Regions from separate parts of the Homo sapiens genome. Here region 1 is linked to region 2. The links are chromatin loops, found by intact Hi-C in ENCODE. Cell type or tissue: mammary epithelial cell. All regions are shown on one strand.

What was found. A loop is a pair of places that touch in the nucleus more often than their neighbours do. Peaks named below come from ENCODE experiments on the same cell type or tissue, not always from the same donor. Only the 100,000 strongest peaks of a DNase experiment are listed, where the experiment ranks them.
Region 1: it touches region 2 in a loop (9-fold over the local background); 2 of 110 quality-filtered maps call a loop at or near these places.

Annotation. Positions count from the first base shown.
Region 1 is chr3:88,803,312-88,811,311 of GRCh38, forward strand. No RefSeq gene overlaps it. Among named protein-coding and RNA genes, the nearest start is that of EPHA3, 300 kb to the right of the region's middle. RefSeq lists an enhancer at 4,160-4,661. In mammary epithelial cell, no CTCF peak of the experiment used is centred here; DNase peaks (open chromatin) are centred at 4,600 and 6,810; H3K27ac peaks cover 2,208 bases.
Region 2 is chr3:89,095,440-89,103,439 of GRCh38, forward strand. No RefSeq gene overlaps it. Among named protein-coding and RNA genes, the nearest start is that of EPHA3, 8.2 kb to the right of the region's middle. In mammary epithelial cell, a CTCF peak has its summit at 3,741 (motif pointing left); no DNase peak of the experiment used is centred here; H3K27me3 peaks cover 120 bases.

The DNA of each region.
Region 1 (8,000 bases), 290 kb before region 2:
TAATTCTTACCTTCTTTTAATCATTCATTATTTATTCAAGCACTACTGCATGTCTTAAGCCTATGACTAGTGTAAAGGATATAATAATGAGCAAAAGAGAGTCTCAAACTTCATGTGCTTTTATCCCAGCATGTCACCATGAAGCGATTACTCTGAATTATAAACAAGTTCTCTGAAAAAAATTGCTGATGCTGTCATGCTGCCACAATAGTAATATCTAACCTAGTTTTGTGTGGGTCAGGGGAAGATCCTATGAGTATGTGATGTTGAAGTCTGAGGATGAGTTAGTGCTCTGAAGGTCTGTGTATGCATATTGGGTGAATGTGTATTAGTGCACAAGTGTGCATATTTGTGTGGGTGCATATGTTTATGTCATGGGTGATGGTTTAGCTTTTACCCGATGAACTATTTATAGAGTTTTAAACAGAGATAAAAATTAATCAAATATTTAGAGTTAGAAGAGAGTTTTGGACTGAATGTCCACGTTAGAAATCTTTGGTTGACATATGAGGAAGGAAGCTTTGTATGTTGATGAGATGCCTGAGCAGAGTGTTAGAAATGATAAGAGGTATCAATTCTAACTTCAGAATCTCTCAAAATAACCATTTCCACATTTAAATGTATTATAGATATGTATAGACATATCTCAGTACCTCCTCTTAAATTTTAAGACCCTGTGACTGAATTAACATAACAAGTCTAATGGGGATTACTAGGTTTTATTTGAACAAAAGAAAAGCTCTATTTCTGCTGAGGTTGAGTGAAGGTAGGATGATAAAAATCTGGAACTATGTCCCAGGTTGCATTACCTGGAAAACAGACTTTGAGCAGAAATTTGTGTTTAGAAAGTTTACTGGGAAGCTCTCAAAATCAGCAATTAAAAGGGGGAAAAAGAATGAGAATCAGGCAGAGGGAGGATAGGGTTTGGATGAGTCCCAAAGCCCTCAGTTGATCCTGTGGAGCTCTGGAACTTGGTGGCTCCACAGAAATCACCCCTGGAAGGGTAGGGAGGCAGGGATTTTCTCAGATGCTGGCTGCCCCCAAGGAAAGAATTTGTCCTTGGGAAGGTGGATCTTCTCAGGTGGGCACAACTCCTAGAAAGAGACACAGCTGCCAAGATCAAGGGGAAAAATAATATTTCAAGCCTAAAAGGAGAATCTAGTGCAAAAGATTATTAAGCTTGTCTAGCTAAGTATCACAGAAAAAATACATCAGAGAGATTAAAAAGTGAGTGCTAGACATGGTTTTGGGGGCTCTAAATCCAGCTATTTCTGAATTATTACCTTTTGGGTTTTTCATATTATCAATTATAAAGATCTCCCATCTACTTCTTTCATTGTGATTTTTCAATAAGTTTTGCTGTCAGCAGTTAATACACTGTTTTTTAAATTATTATTCACTCTTTTCAGGGATACAGAAGAAAACCAAGTTGATGAAGAGAAATATCAGAAAGCTTGTCTTCTGAAATCTTCTGAGAAAGATATAAGAAATTATAAGCATAATGACTACAGCAGGATTGTAAAACTGAGGACTGTCTTTCACAGGTGAGTGTTGTTAGATTTTTTACTTTTAATGAGGGAATTAGGATGGACAATAAACTTTCTGAGAATGGGATGAATTTAGGATGAGGCCTTCATTTGACCTTAATGGCAAAGTTTTCCCATGCGTGTACTAAAAAATGCTGCTTCTTCAGGTCTGGAAAAAGACACTCAAATGATTTGGACATCCAAGCATTACTTTAAAAAAAATCTTTCTTTGAAAATAGTGCATCTCAGAAAGAAGGATGGGAACTCAATATTTGGAACCCTGTCTCCACTGTGTGCATGCTTTGTCAGCAAAGTGAGTTTAGATCTTAGCTTAGTTATTTTTAATTGCTAGTAATTATCCAAAACAAGAAAGCTACATTGGCAAATATGGTATTTCCTCTACTATGCCTTTGAAAAAAAACACAATTAAAGTAAAAATATGGCCTAATTGCCAGAAATCAATGTTAAGAAGTAAATTTCCCTTATAAATTCTCCTCAGTGATGCTTGGCAAAAGCATTATGTAATGTCACATTCTTACTTCAGAGGTAATATTTCAGTTCAATTAGTTTCTCATCCAATTGATATTACCTATTTCAGAAAGCCATTAAAACCAAAAAAAGGAAAAATTTGGGACCTGGATAAAGAAGTAGATTATTCTCAGGAAGTGTCATTTGCATTATTATTTACAGCATTATTTACACTTAGGCTGCTGATCAGTAGTGACCCTCACTTTGACGTGATGCAAATGTCAGCAGTATTGAAGAGAAGAAAAAAACAGCTAAATATATTAAAGAGAACAATATGGATTGTGCTACTTTAGCATGCTCAGATCTGAAGGGTTGTCAAGCGTGCAACTAGGTAGTGTGCCTAATTTTGAATTTAGTTAATCAATTTAGGCTTTTGTTCTAGGCATGAAATTGGGGTACAGTTGGGGAGCTGCATGTTTTAAAGGTGAAGTTCAAGTTTGCTTTCCTAGCCAGATAATTTAGTTAGGTAAATATCTGGTTAAAAACAAAAACAGAGAAAACAAAACAAAACAAAAAGAAAAGAAAACAAAAACAAAACAAAAGAAAGAAAGGAAAAGAGAAAAGAACAGAAAAGTGGTAGATTAAGAAAATAACAGTTACATAGCAGATACTGTGGGCAAGAAATTGAGCTAAGGGCTTTGGAAATAAAGAGCAATAATTCAACTCATTTCACGCTCTTAACAGTTCTATGAAATGAATGTCATTATTATCACCAAATTAAAATGAGATATTTCTGGCATAGAGAGGGCTATGTACCAGGAAGAGCAAGGGTTCAAATCTAATGCAATCTGTATTGAACCCCACACAGAGTTTAGGATTCTAATCACTACATTTTTGAAAGGTAAGTCTAGTTCTCTTAAATCAAAATGTAAATACTATGGTCCCATTTCTATCTCACTTCCCAACCCAAACTAGACATTAATCTAGTTATACTATAGTAATATTTTTATAGCTACATATAGAAAGACTATAGTTATATTCCAACTTATCAACTAATTCATAAAATTACACAGAGAATATCTTCTCTGTAGTGGCTTTTCTCAATTTAAAGCTCAGAAATTTAGAAAATATTTTTTCACATCTCTTAAATATATATGATAAAATCATTTCTATAAATATTTTGGTCAACTTTTGGCCAAATATAGAGTTCTTAATATAGAGAGTTAAATGACTCCTATAAATTCAATGGAAAAGAAAAGTAATTCAATACCTAGAAAAAATGGACTATTTAGAATATGAAATGATTTATTTCAAATAACCATAATTTAAACTCTGAAAAAAGTATTTTCCATCAGATAGACATAAGTTTTGCTGTAGAGTGAGAGTCGTAGCCAAATGATGTATTTGAAGATCATGTGATGCTATTTCATTCATATAGTCATTTTGCCCTTTTCTTAAGATGTTCTAATTATTTAAGACAATCCAATTTCTTATTTTGTCATTTGGTTCCTTTTTCCTCAAAGTTTTTGGTGAGAAGCAGTCTGAAATCACAGCTAATGCAAGGACCCATGCTGAGCACAACCACCTTCCTGCTGCTGAGAGTGGATCACAGGGCTACCAGTAGAGAACTTGGTTTGTCTCACTCTGCAAAGGTTTTCTTCTTCCAAGTTTAATGTCTCAAATCTCAAATCATCTGCTAATAGTAATGTGGTACATATGTAGAGTCCTTTATATTTATTATATTTTAAAGATATTTTTCTTTATTTGCATCCAACTTCGAAACATAGTCACTAATTCCAAGTCAAAGCAATGTTATTTTACTAATTACATCTTTACATGTTATATCTCATTTTTAGTAATTCCTTAATTTTAATTTATAACTTTATGAAACTTTGCATTTAGATCAATATATCATTTTAAAGTAATATAATTTTCCCCATTTATAAAATAACTTTATTGGCCTTGTTGTCTTCCCAGTCTCTCTTTTTATGTATTCTTGACATAAAGACTTATTGTTTTTATTCTGATCAATCAATTACTATTTTTTTCAATAATGCTTCTTATAAAGCTCAGTGACAATATACATGTCATACCTGCTCTCCTTCTCTTAAATACATAAAACCACAGTGCCAGAAAAGCATTATTCAAGTTAGTTAAAAGATTTGGTGAAAAATGGTAATAACAAATTCTAGAACTTTTTAAAAATTCACCTCCACCCACCCTCAACCTGAAAAATCCAAATTTTTCTTATATGTTAATAGTGTATAGAGAAGAGATTGACCCTGCCCCCTGCCCCACCTCCACCTCTGCCTCCCACCAATATCCGTGTTAGGAAAGCTTGGGAACTCCACATCTGGAAGTTCAGGCCCAGAGATAATCATCTCATCACTTTGCCAGCAGGAGCTCTTTCTCTCTGTCTCTCTCAATCTCTTTCTCACTGGCTCTACAAGCTTAGTTTTAAAGAAGTAGCTTAAGCCTTTGACATAAATTTCCCAGTATGAAGGGTATTGTCTGAAACTTATACAAGTGGAGACAATGTAAATTCTAAAGTGTCTAAAATACTTTTTAGTGTAATGTTCTGCAAGAATGTGACTCAATAAGGCATTCAGCAGTGACTCATTTTGCAGACATGAGGACTCGTCTTGCATCTTGGTTTAACTTGTCAATATCTGATATTCTTAATAGTTTGCCTGAAGCAACTAGCAAACTCTGGGCTTAAAGGGCAATTGCAGATAATATTTAACTTTTAACTCTATTCCGGAGTTTAACTGTCATTTACATGATTACTTAGAGTGACATTCCTGAACAGTGAGCTCTCAGGATAATTAAAATTTAATTTTCTTTAGGGATAGAATACAGGAGATTATGTTCAGCTTATTAGAGCTGACCCTTTACTCCTAGACAATTTTCCAGTTTAATTTGGCTTATGTAGTACATAATTTATGTGGCCCTGGTTATTATGTACTGTACTTTTATTCTAACAGATGCTGCTTTAAATGCCCAAATTAAAAGTTCTCAATTCCTTTACTATTGTAGAAAGTAGCATTCTGCACGGGAAATAAAGGGGAAGAAAAAAATCAAGTGAGAATAGACTGTATTTTTAGACAAAAAAAAAGAAGTTCAGAAAAAAATAGCAATTATAAAATCATAAAATATTTGCAAATTTACCTTGAGATCTTATATTGAATTTTGCCTTTATTATTATTTCTGGAACACAAAAGAGTGCCTTAATTAACAAAAGTTTTTTAAAGTTTTAAAAAAATCATATTGCTAGTGTAAAAACGTATTGTCTGAAACTATAATATTCAGTATGGTATAACTGGCCACATATGACTATCTAAATTTTAAAGATTAATGAATTAAAATTAAATAAAATTTAGAATTCAGTTTTTAGTTGCATTGGCTGCATTTTAAGTGCTTAATAGCCATGTTTATCATATTGAACAGCACAGATGAGAACATTTCCATCATCTACTGATTGGACAGCGCTGGCTTCAAATAATACTTCTGGTAAACCTAATCGTTTCTCTTACATATGTTGGTGCTTTCTCCTTAAGTATAGTTGCTTACTACTAGGTCTACTGTTGCTTACTACTGGTTCTACTGTTTGAGGGCCTGAAAGTGACACCTTACCTTGTATGTTGAGGTGATCCAGTAACAATGTTGCAAAATTAACAGCAAGCCTGATGTCAAGCTGTCTGAAATTTCCTGATCACCACTGAAGAAAATGCCTAAAATCAGGGTAAGACTGAGGATCAGAATGTTTTTCTGGTGAGTTGAGGATCTATTATGAAGACTGGAGCGCTTGGAAGAAAACGAGAAAAAGGCATATTCTATGTGGTCAAAGGATTAAGTTCTACCTAGGCCCATCCTTGGCAAAATTCAAGAGTCCTTTGAAAATTTGGGGTGATTGAAATGTGTAAGGTGGAGAGGGAGCTCCCTAGATCCGCTGCCTCATCTGTGCTTCCAAATCTTCTGGATGTTCCAACATTTGAAATAAAGAGGATTTGACTGTGTAAAGATTTTGGGATGTTGAGACTAAGAAAGTTAGAATATAATAGTGCAGGGAGAAATCGATTTGGGCCTTTCTTCTCCTTAGGAGAACAAAAACTAGAGATAATGGGTACAATTATGAGACTATTTTACAATATCCAGGGAAATCTCAGTCCTTTTGGAGTGCTATATTTTCACAGAATGGAAAAAAAAATCTTGTGGAATATATTTTCTATTGTCTTTTCAGCATATTTTAGAGATTTTTTTCAAGTTTAAAATGAATTAAATTAAAAAACATATATTTTTAAAAAGAAAAATACATTAAGATGAATAAAGTTTAAAAATCACAATATTGAACATTCATATTCAAATTTTTCTCTATTTTTCTTCTTTTGAATAGGACTCTCAAATTAAAAATGTGACAATGTAAAACTGTAGCATCAGTGTCTAAGTCACCTCCTGAAAGGCAATAGGCCTGGAGATAGCAATATTAGGTATTTACCATTCCTTAACACTGTCACTTTTTAGCAGGGTGTTTCATATATGGTCAGTGGATGATAAATAGGGAAAGCCTCCAGTTTTTGATATGGGGAATAAAGAGGGAACTAAAAAAGCTTTGAAAACTTCTAGGGAGCCTGTTTATCAGAAGAAAAGCACCAGGAGCCACGAACATTAATTTCTGATATGAAGTCCTTTACTGACTAGCTGCATGAGTTAGGATAAATTTCTCTACATGTTGGGAGTTGTTTCCTCAAATGTAAAATGAACAGTTTAGAACAGTAGTTTCCTAACGTTCTCTGACTATTGCATTCCTAAAAGTAAAATGAACAAGGGGAAAATCCCAGCTAGTAAAACACATAAGACTTTCACTGTAGAATGGCACAGCATTTCAACTTAGCAAAACGGTATTTTATGTTGTGTTGATACAGGAATGAAACTTTGGAAAAGTTCCATCAATGTAGACTGATTACATATATTAAAGCTATGAGTATGTAATAAACTATGTTTGTCCAGAAAAAAGGGAACAATTTACATCATGTGGCACAGAAGTCTGTCTCTGGCAAGATAATAAACTTCTCTGTTTCTGCTATCTAATAAAAATAGGGGGACTGAGAATTTAAGTAAATAAAGCTGAAATTAAGCAAATGCCCGTCCAGAGGCAGAAGGAGATTAAGGGCTCTTTTTCATCAATATTTAATTTACTAAGACACTCTTTAGTTAAGTAACTTTCTTATACCACTTGACAGCTTGGTTCACCCTACAGTGAGCCAAGGCGATTCCTAAAATAACCACACTTATGCTACAGCATCTCATCAAGGTTTTGCCAACATGTTTTGTGTGACGTGGGAAAAGATATAGCCCTCTGTGCAAATCGTGAACCTAAATAAAGACAAAAACGTTCTTGACTTCAAAGTTCAAGCTGTGTGCATGACTCAGCCTGGTAGTGTCACAGCTTGTCAGCACTGCAACTTTTTCATTACATGTATTTCTTTGGGCTCTGTTTTAGGAAGATATTCAATTTAAGCAAAAGAAAGTTGGAGTCCCTTCTAATCATAAAACCTAACATTGAAAATAGCCTTCAGACCCAGAATTGCAAACACCGAGACACAACATAATTATCTGTCTTCCTTACTCTGACTGTTAGACTCAGCTGCCTCCAAAGAAAATGGAAATGATATGGTCCTGGAGGGAAAACAAAGCAAAGTCAATCATTTATCTTCCCAAATTTTCAGGACTATCCTAATTTGTATACACTTTGCATTTCTCTTGCACAGGCTGTTGTTAACCTACCTTGATATCTTACATACCTGATGAGGTGACTGAGCCTGATGCCTCTTCTCCTTGATCCTGAGACTATTTCTTCTCCTTAGGAGCATCTCATTTATTTTACCAAGGAAAAGTTAAATTTAGCAAACGGACCCTTTCACAGTTGAGAGTTCTTGCTGATCTGAGAGCCTGTCAAGGTGATTCTATGCCAACTTGGACCTGTGTGCAGTCGAAGCTTCCAGTCTT
Region 2 (8,000 bases):
TCTGTCACATAAGATTATATTTACCCTACTTATCCAAGAGTTTATTGCTTTCTAGAGACTTCGTGATTGAGCAAAAATAGCCATTAGAATTTATTTTCAATGTTAGGATAATTTGGGGGATATTATTAATCTTCTACAACCATAATTTACTTCAGCCTTTTTCTTTTCCCATTTTAATTTTTTCTATTTATTTTATTGCAGTAGAACTTGGTGAAAGATGTTTCCAGATTTCCAAGTCCTAAAATTTCTTTGAAGAACTCCTCCAGAGTTGTAGGTCTTACTGAAACATCATTTACTGTTTTTTGTTTTGGACTGCAATGCTCCCTAAAGCATAGAGGCATACAAGGAAATAAAGACTCATTTTTCCAAGTTGGGAAACCTCTCTAATGTTCAGAAGCTGTCTGTTAAACAGGCTAAGTTCTGTTTTTAGCCCTACTACAAATATTTCCTTCAACCAAAGCCCTGTTGATTCATAAGTTACTGAATAACTGAATATAAAATTGTTGATGAAGGGGCTAGTTTGCTTTTTTACCTCACAAATAATGCATTACTTTTTTTCTAAATTATTTCCTATAATCTTTAAGACTGATGAAATGCAATTGGCTGTAAAAGGGTATTCAGATAATTTTAAATTGATGAGCAGAACAAATTAAACTCATAAAAGACTATATAATAGATACGAGCTGACCCATGAATGGGTAGAGCCACATAAAGAGAGCTGTGTGGCACTATCTTTCCCTGTTATGTGCTTGTCCTGAGGACACATAAGGACTTTAAGTCTCACAGCTACACACAAGACTCTCTCTATAAATCAGATATTATATGTGTTTCCCTGCACACTGAGTTATTTTCTTTATTTAAAAAACTATTGCTACTCTGTTGAATATTTATGCTCCTAAAATGAATACCACTTACATGTGGCACAATTAATTAAAAATAGAAATGAAAACTTGTGGAGATTAAGCAGTTTATTTAGTAAAGACTTTATTTTTCAGAGCAGTTTGAGGTGTACAACAAAATTAAGAGGAAAATACAGAGATTTCCCATATACCTCCTGCCCTCACACACGCATAGCCTCCTGCATTATCAGCACCTCCCAACAGAGTGGTACACTTGTTACAACTGATGAACCTACATCCACACATCACTTCACCCAAAGTCCATAGTTTACAATAGGGTATATTCTATGGGTTTGGACACATTTATAGTGATACACAGCTATCATTATAATATCATGCAGTATTTTCTCTGCCCTCAAAAACCTCTGTAGTCCCTTTATTCACTCCTTCCCCATTAAATAGCTTTTGTGAAGGAAGTCAAAAAATTGAAATTTGTCTGCATATAATGATTATTTCTGGAGCCATTTAAAATGTTCATATAAAACCATTAACTCCTTTATTATTTATGCAAGCATGTGGCCTAGGCTCTCTGTCTGTGTGATTTGATTTGCTGGAAGCTTAGTAGTATAAGAATGTCCTCCTTCTTGTTCTGGGAAAAAAAATCCACAAAATAAAATATTGCTTTTTAAGGATTTTAAATTTCAAAAACTAAAACTAAAGAGATGTAATAATCTTACACATTGAAAATAATTTACATTATTTTGTTCAATTGTAATTTTGTTTCGCTTTCTTCACTCTTTAAATTTCTTTATATAAAATCAATTTATTATGAATGATAAATAAGTTAACATAAAGTTTGTTAAATAAATTAAAACAACAAACAGAAATATTTTGTCATTTATTTATTGATTACCCTGAGGATAATTTTTGACTATTTCTCTCTAGGGTCAATAGTTTATGTAAACAGTCCCTTAACATTGTTTGGTCAACCAGTTGTCTATGTTTTAAAGGAGAGTATATGATTTCTGCTTTAATCTTTCATCAAAATGCAAGAAATGTATTAATTTATTGAAATATAATTGAATAATTATTATTAACACATTACTATGTGATTAACTTATTTTGCTAAATTTTCTGGGCTATGTTAAACTGTTTGAAAGGGAAAATTAAAGAAGTAAGTGAATAGGTAGGGTGTTGAAATCTGGTGTAAAATTAAACCAAAAGAAGACAAAACATAACTATAAAAAATAAAACTTTATTATCATAAATAATAATTACATTTTCACTCATTCACCCAATATTGATTATAGACCTACTATGTGCCAGACACAGTTCTAGATGCTGGGAATACAACAGTGAGCAAAGCAGACCACAATCACTGCTCCCCTGGCACTTAATTCCAGAGTGTTTGGATGAAGACATTCTTTGGCAGGATCAGAATTTGGTCACAGGTGGTCTGTAAGGCTACTTAGCATTCATGAGTTATCCTTATATTTCTAACAAAATAGTATTCTGCACTTCACTGCTCTCATCATAATACAACATTGTTTTTCTTATGTTTGGCATATTACTCCATAAATGAAGGATAACCAGCAACCCATGACATATAATGCTGACTTACAATATTGTTAAACAATAACATTGTTAGATACTGTAGAAGTTATGCTTCTGATGAACATTAAAAATAGATGACTGCAAGTTTTTATAGTAGATACAGAATATAGATTTATTTTTTCTACATTAGGCATGTTCTTCTCCAAAGAAGATCATCCTTACAAAGATTTTATATATATATATATATATATATATTTATTATTATTATTAAAGTTCTAGGGTACATGTGCACAACGTGCAGGTTTGTTACATATATATACATGTGACATGTTGGTGTGCTGCACCCATTAACTCGTCATTTACATTAGGTATATCTCCTAATGCTATCCCTCCCCCCTCCCCCACCCTACAACAGGCCCCGGTGTGTGATGTTCCCCTTCCTGTGTCCAAGTGTTCTCATATTACAAAGATTTTTTATGCACTATTCAAACAGTGCATCATGTCTCTTCTGAAAATCACACTAGGGTACATCACTTTTACTGAAGGGAGCAAGACACATTCCACAGGAATGTCAGGTATGCTGCTGCCCAAAAAGGTTTAGGACATTTGGTCTATCCATTTTTCTCTTGATCTTCCTTGAAGCTTATACCTTTAAATAAAAGTGCTAAAAATAATTCAGTTTTTTCTATAGTTGTTGCTTTCCACAATACCTTTGTGAAGGCGAGCCCCTGTCTTCCCTCTGCCCCAGACACTAAAGGGACTTCTTAAGACAACTATTCATTGTAGTGATCCTGTTTTTTAAATGTCAATTTTATCATATTTCCTTACCTTTTACTGCAAATTTTACAGAGACACTTTTTTTTTTTTTTTTAGGAAATATCTGGAATATACGTTAAATCTTACACTCCTGCCATTCTCATGAACATTTTCATGGGGAAATTAAATGAGGAAACACTGCATATAAAGAAGAAAGATTTAAAAATAAAGAAAATGTGCCACTTATCTAAACACTCTTTAGTGTGGAAATGGGTAGATTTATCTGAACAGGAAATCAAATGTGACAATGTGACACCTTTTCTTGATTCCTCAGGGCTATAATGAACTAATCATACAGTCCAGATAAGGTAAATACGAGGTGATGTAATTAGTTAAAACTCACAGATGTACACATGCATTCATACCCTTCTTAATTACTACTAATCAGGAAATTAATTAAACTGAACCTAAAAATAAAATTGTGCTTATTCCTGTGAAGGCCTCTATGTCAATGAACCGCCTCAATAAACAGATCTAAATACCCTAATCTTCAGCCGCAGAGGCTGCTGCCTCTTTAGAGCCCTCTAGTGGAGAGCACGGCTTATAGCAGTGCCCTATGCCGGCGACTTGACAATAAAAAAATCTTTCATGAAATCGAGGGAAGTGAGGACTGGTATGTGACTCTATTCCTTCATTTGTTTAGATGTGATGATACCACCCAACAGACAGACTTCCTGCATGTGGACTTGTAAATGTATTCCACCTTTTTTACTCTAAGGTGAATTGAAAAACATCCAAGTTTTCAGTTGAGGCTTTACTTGTACATATGTTTCAAAAAAAATTACTGAATATTTGAGATGCTTAATTAAATCATAGGAATTGCAAAATAAATGCATCTTAAATAAGAATATAAAACGAAAATTTTGAATCCCTTCATTGCCATGATTAAAAATTGAATGAGGGCATACTCATTTTTCTAGAAAACTGTATCACTGTATTTGTAATTATTTTTAAGTATTTTAGGTGCAATCTCCCTTACTTTGATTTATTTTTCAAACTGAGTTAATTCTGAGTTTCAATCATCTTTGTAAAACCTGTAATTTTGTGTGTAAATAAACCATATTTGGATAGTAAAAACCCAGAGTTAGAAACGGAAATAGCTTCCATTTAACTTGGGAAATATTGCATGGATAAAGATGATTGACATTAAGATGTGGACTACCTGCCACACTTTAAATTATTTATCATTATTTAACCACTGTATTGATGTGACATAATAGGGATCACTGACCCACAGCATAGTCTAGGAGACAAATTGGAAAAGCAGGTGAGGTTATTTGGACACTTGCGGAAACCAGAGCATCCGTGAAAAATCACAAATGTTTGACGCTGTTGAATATAAGGCCTCGATGACTTAATAAGGATTATTTTTCCAGTTCCCAACTGAATTGATGACTATGGTTAGACAAGTACATAATCTGTTAATTTTTCTGTATTGAGTCATTCTATTTTATGTTCAAGCTTGTGAGATAGTTCAGAAACAAAATTGAAGTCACGTGTTCTCAAAATTCTTCCACAGAGCATGTAATAATCCTTTATCACCTTTTGCTTTATGTAGAAAACTATTTTGGATGTCCTCTTACTTTGATCTGAGCCATAAACATAGCATCTGTTATGACATCCTTTTAAAAATTCCCTTCAATCAATAGGCCATATTGCCATTGCTTGTTTTACTGAACCACATAACAATACATTAAGGAATGAAAATGTCATTTGATATTTAAAATTAATTGATAAATAAAAGGACATTAGTTTTTCATCTTTAGATAAATTTCTTAATATTTGCAAACACAAATTCATTTTGTATTAAATCATGGGTTTAACAATGGTATTCTCATGTTTGTTAAGCTGTATATATCTTCTTGGATAGTTGAAATTTGGTCTTTTAATATATATCTCAAGAAATTATCATCCCACTATATTATCACCCATTTAACATATCTGAAACAAAATGAAATAGGTTATTTTACATTCTTGTGCTGAATAATGTTTTCACTTTTCTGGATTATGTTAGGTCATTTATTTTGTTGTTAAAGAACTTAAAATATTGGGAAGGAAATCCATACACTTGAAACAGTTAACTGACAATGCAGATCAGTAAATGATGAAATGCTTCTAAGAGTGATTTAGATAAAGGTGAAATAAGAGTCTACAGAAAAGATGGTGTAGTCTTGACTACATAAAGCCATAAAGATAGCATCTGTTATGACATCCTTAAAGAAGAAAGAGATTTAGAGTAATGTAGTGTTATCTAAATAGTTGACTGGAGCAGTAGGTTAGTTTTGAAGTTTACTGGGAGATGAGTTTGAATAGACTGAGCCATGTATTCCCACTTTTTTTTTTTTTTACCATATCTGACTTTTTAATATTGTAATGTCTCTATTTGAATATATTATACATATTTACACTAATTTTCCAAATCAACCAATGTATTTTAGAACTTTGCTGCAAAGTGTCATCACTTGCAGCAGACATCATCACCTCGGAGCTTGTTGGAAATGCAGAATCTCAGGTCCCGCTCAAGATTTCCTAAATAAAATTCTGCATTTTAACATGCCCTGCTCTAAGAAAATACTATTGGATAGTGTATGGTCTTTCTTGTTGATGGGTACAATATTCCATATGTATGTGTATGATGAATATACATATGTATGTATATTCATAATTATTTCTCAAAAATGGGTTTTAAAAGGACTACTATATAAGTCCTGTCTCATCCAAAACATTCCCTTCACTCCTCCACCATCTCAAGCCCCATATGCTCTTGCTCAGAGTTTGCTCAGAGCCTTGGGATGTTTTCCTTAGATGTTAAGATGAACTCTTGGCTTGTTTTGACTGTCTTTTGGCAAGAGAAACAGAAGAGTAGGAAGTAGTGATAGTAGTAAAATTTGTTTTAAAAATGGAAAAATGTTTCAGAAGTAATTATAAAATTGAATGTAAGAGTATGTTTTAAATAGCATTGGTTTATCCTAACCAGCAAATCACATTTATAAGTCTTTTTTTGCTTTTTTGGACAGCTTTATAACAATTGGATTAAATCTTTCTAATTTATAATCAGCATTTTTCAATTAATTCGGGCATGCTAATTTTTATATTGATTGCATAAACTTGCATGTTTACAACATATTAATTCAGTGGATATCAGTTAAAATACAGTAAATTAATTTGTGCCATCTGCTGTGACTATTTTCAAAGCCAAAATTTAGTAATTGTCCTGAAAAATCACTGTCCTTCAAGAAGCTTTCTTAGATTCTGAGATTATTCCATTCTTCTAATCACCTTCAAATACTTAGGCACCAAAGATTTCCTGTAGGGTTTCCCATAAGTATTTTTTCTATTTTTTTAATAATTTTTTTTATACTTTCTCTATTGTTTCCTTTGACCCTGTGAACATAATGATGTCACTAATGTTTGACTCTTTCTCTAACTGTAAAATGATAGGTTCTAAAAAATTTTGCAGCTGTAAACATAATTTTCTGGGAGAGAATTCCCAATCTTGTCATCTTTCCACTCACTGGAAAGACTGTTTTTAGTTTTGACCAAACTTTACATCTGTTTCGGTTGACTGTCCCCTTCTGGAAATTTTCATCTCTACTGTCCTCTCTGACTCATTCTCTTTACCTTGTTTTACAATATTTACTCCTATTCAGTTAATTGAGATAATTATTCAGTTTCCTTCTGCCTTTTGGATACTCTGTTTAATCTAAATCGAGGTTGGTTGCGATGGCTCATGCCTGGAATCCCAGCACTTTGGGAGGCCGAGGGGAGTGGATTGCTTGAGCTCAAGAGTTTGAGACCAGCTTGGACAAAATAGCAAAACCCCACCTCTACAAAAAAACATGAAAGTTAGCTGGGCATGCTGGCACACTCCTGTAGTCCCAGCTACTGGGGAGGCTGAGGTAGAGGGAACACTTGAGCCCAGGAGGTAGAGGCTGCAGTGAGCCAAGATTATGCCACTGCGCTCAGTCCTAGGTGACTGGGTGAGAATGTCTCAAAATAATAATAATAATCTGAATTGTACACTGGGTTCTCTTTTTCCCTCATTGTTCATAGTCTTTCTGGGCAATTACATTTACTCTCATGGATTAAACTACTTTCATTTACCAATAATTTCCTAACTTGCAGTTTATGCCCTTCTGGGTTTCTTATTTTCTATTAAACTACTGGCTTTATTGATTGCACTTAGATCTCACCAGGTTGTAAATAAAAAATTGATATTTTCCCCCCTTTTCTCTACCTCCCAAATTTGAACCACCATATTTCTTGTCAATTAATTGCATCACTAATCAGCTAAGCACAGCAGAAGGAAACATGTCAGCCTCTTCTATTTTATAATACTCTCATTGGATCTCACTTACCTCTTTTCCGGGCTTCTCATCTCTTCTAAGCTTACCTTCTTGAAAGCACAGAATATGTACTATTTCTATATCCTCACTTACCATTTACTTCTTTATCTTAATTGAACTTGTGGTCCCATTACTATACCAAAAGTATCACGAAAGTCATCAAAATCTTCCCTGTAGAAAGAGGCATTCATGTTTGAAGGAAACTTACACGAGTGTCAAAATGAGCACAAAGCAAAACCAAGCCTGGGAATTAACATAAACAATATAGGATATTGAAATAGTAGACTCTCCAGATTAAGATACATCAAACATTAAGTAAAGAGTTTTTATAACCTGAGCACCATTCTGGATAGATGTGAAAAAGAGGGATGTCAACAGAGAAGAACAATAAATTTAGCTGCTATGGGAGTGGGAAGGATAGAGGTAAGGGCACCAGGTTCAGAGA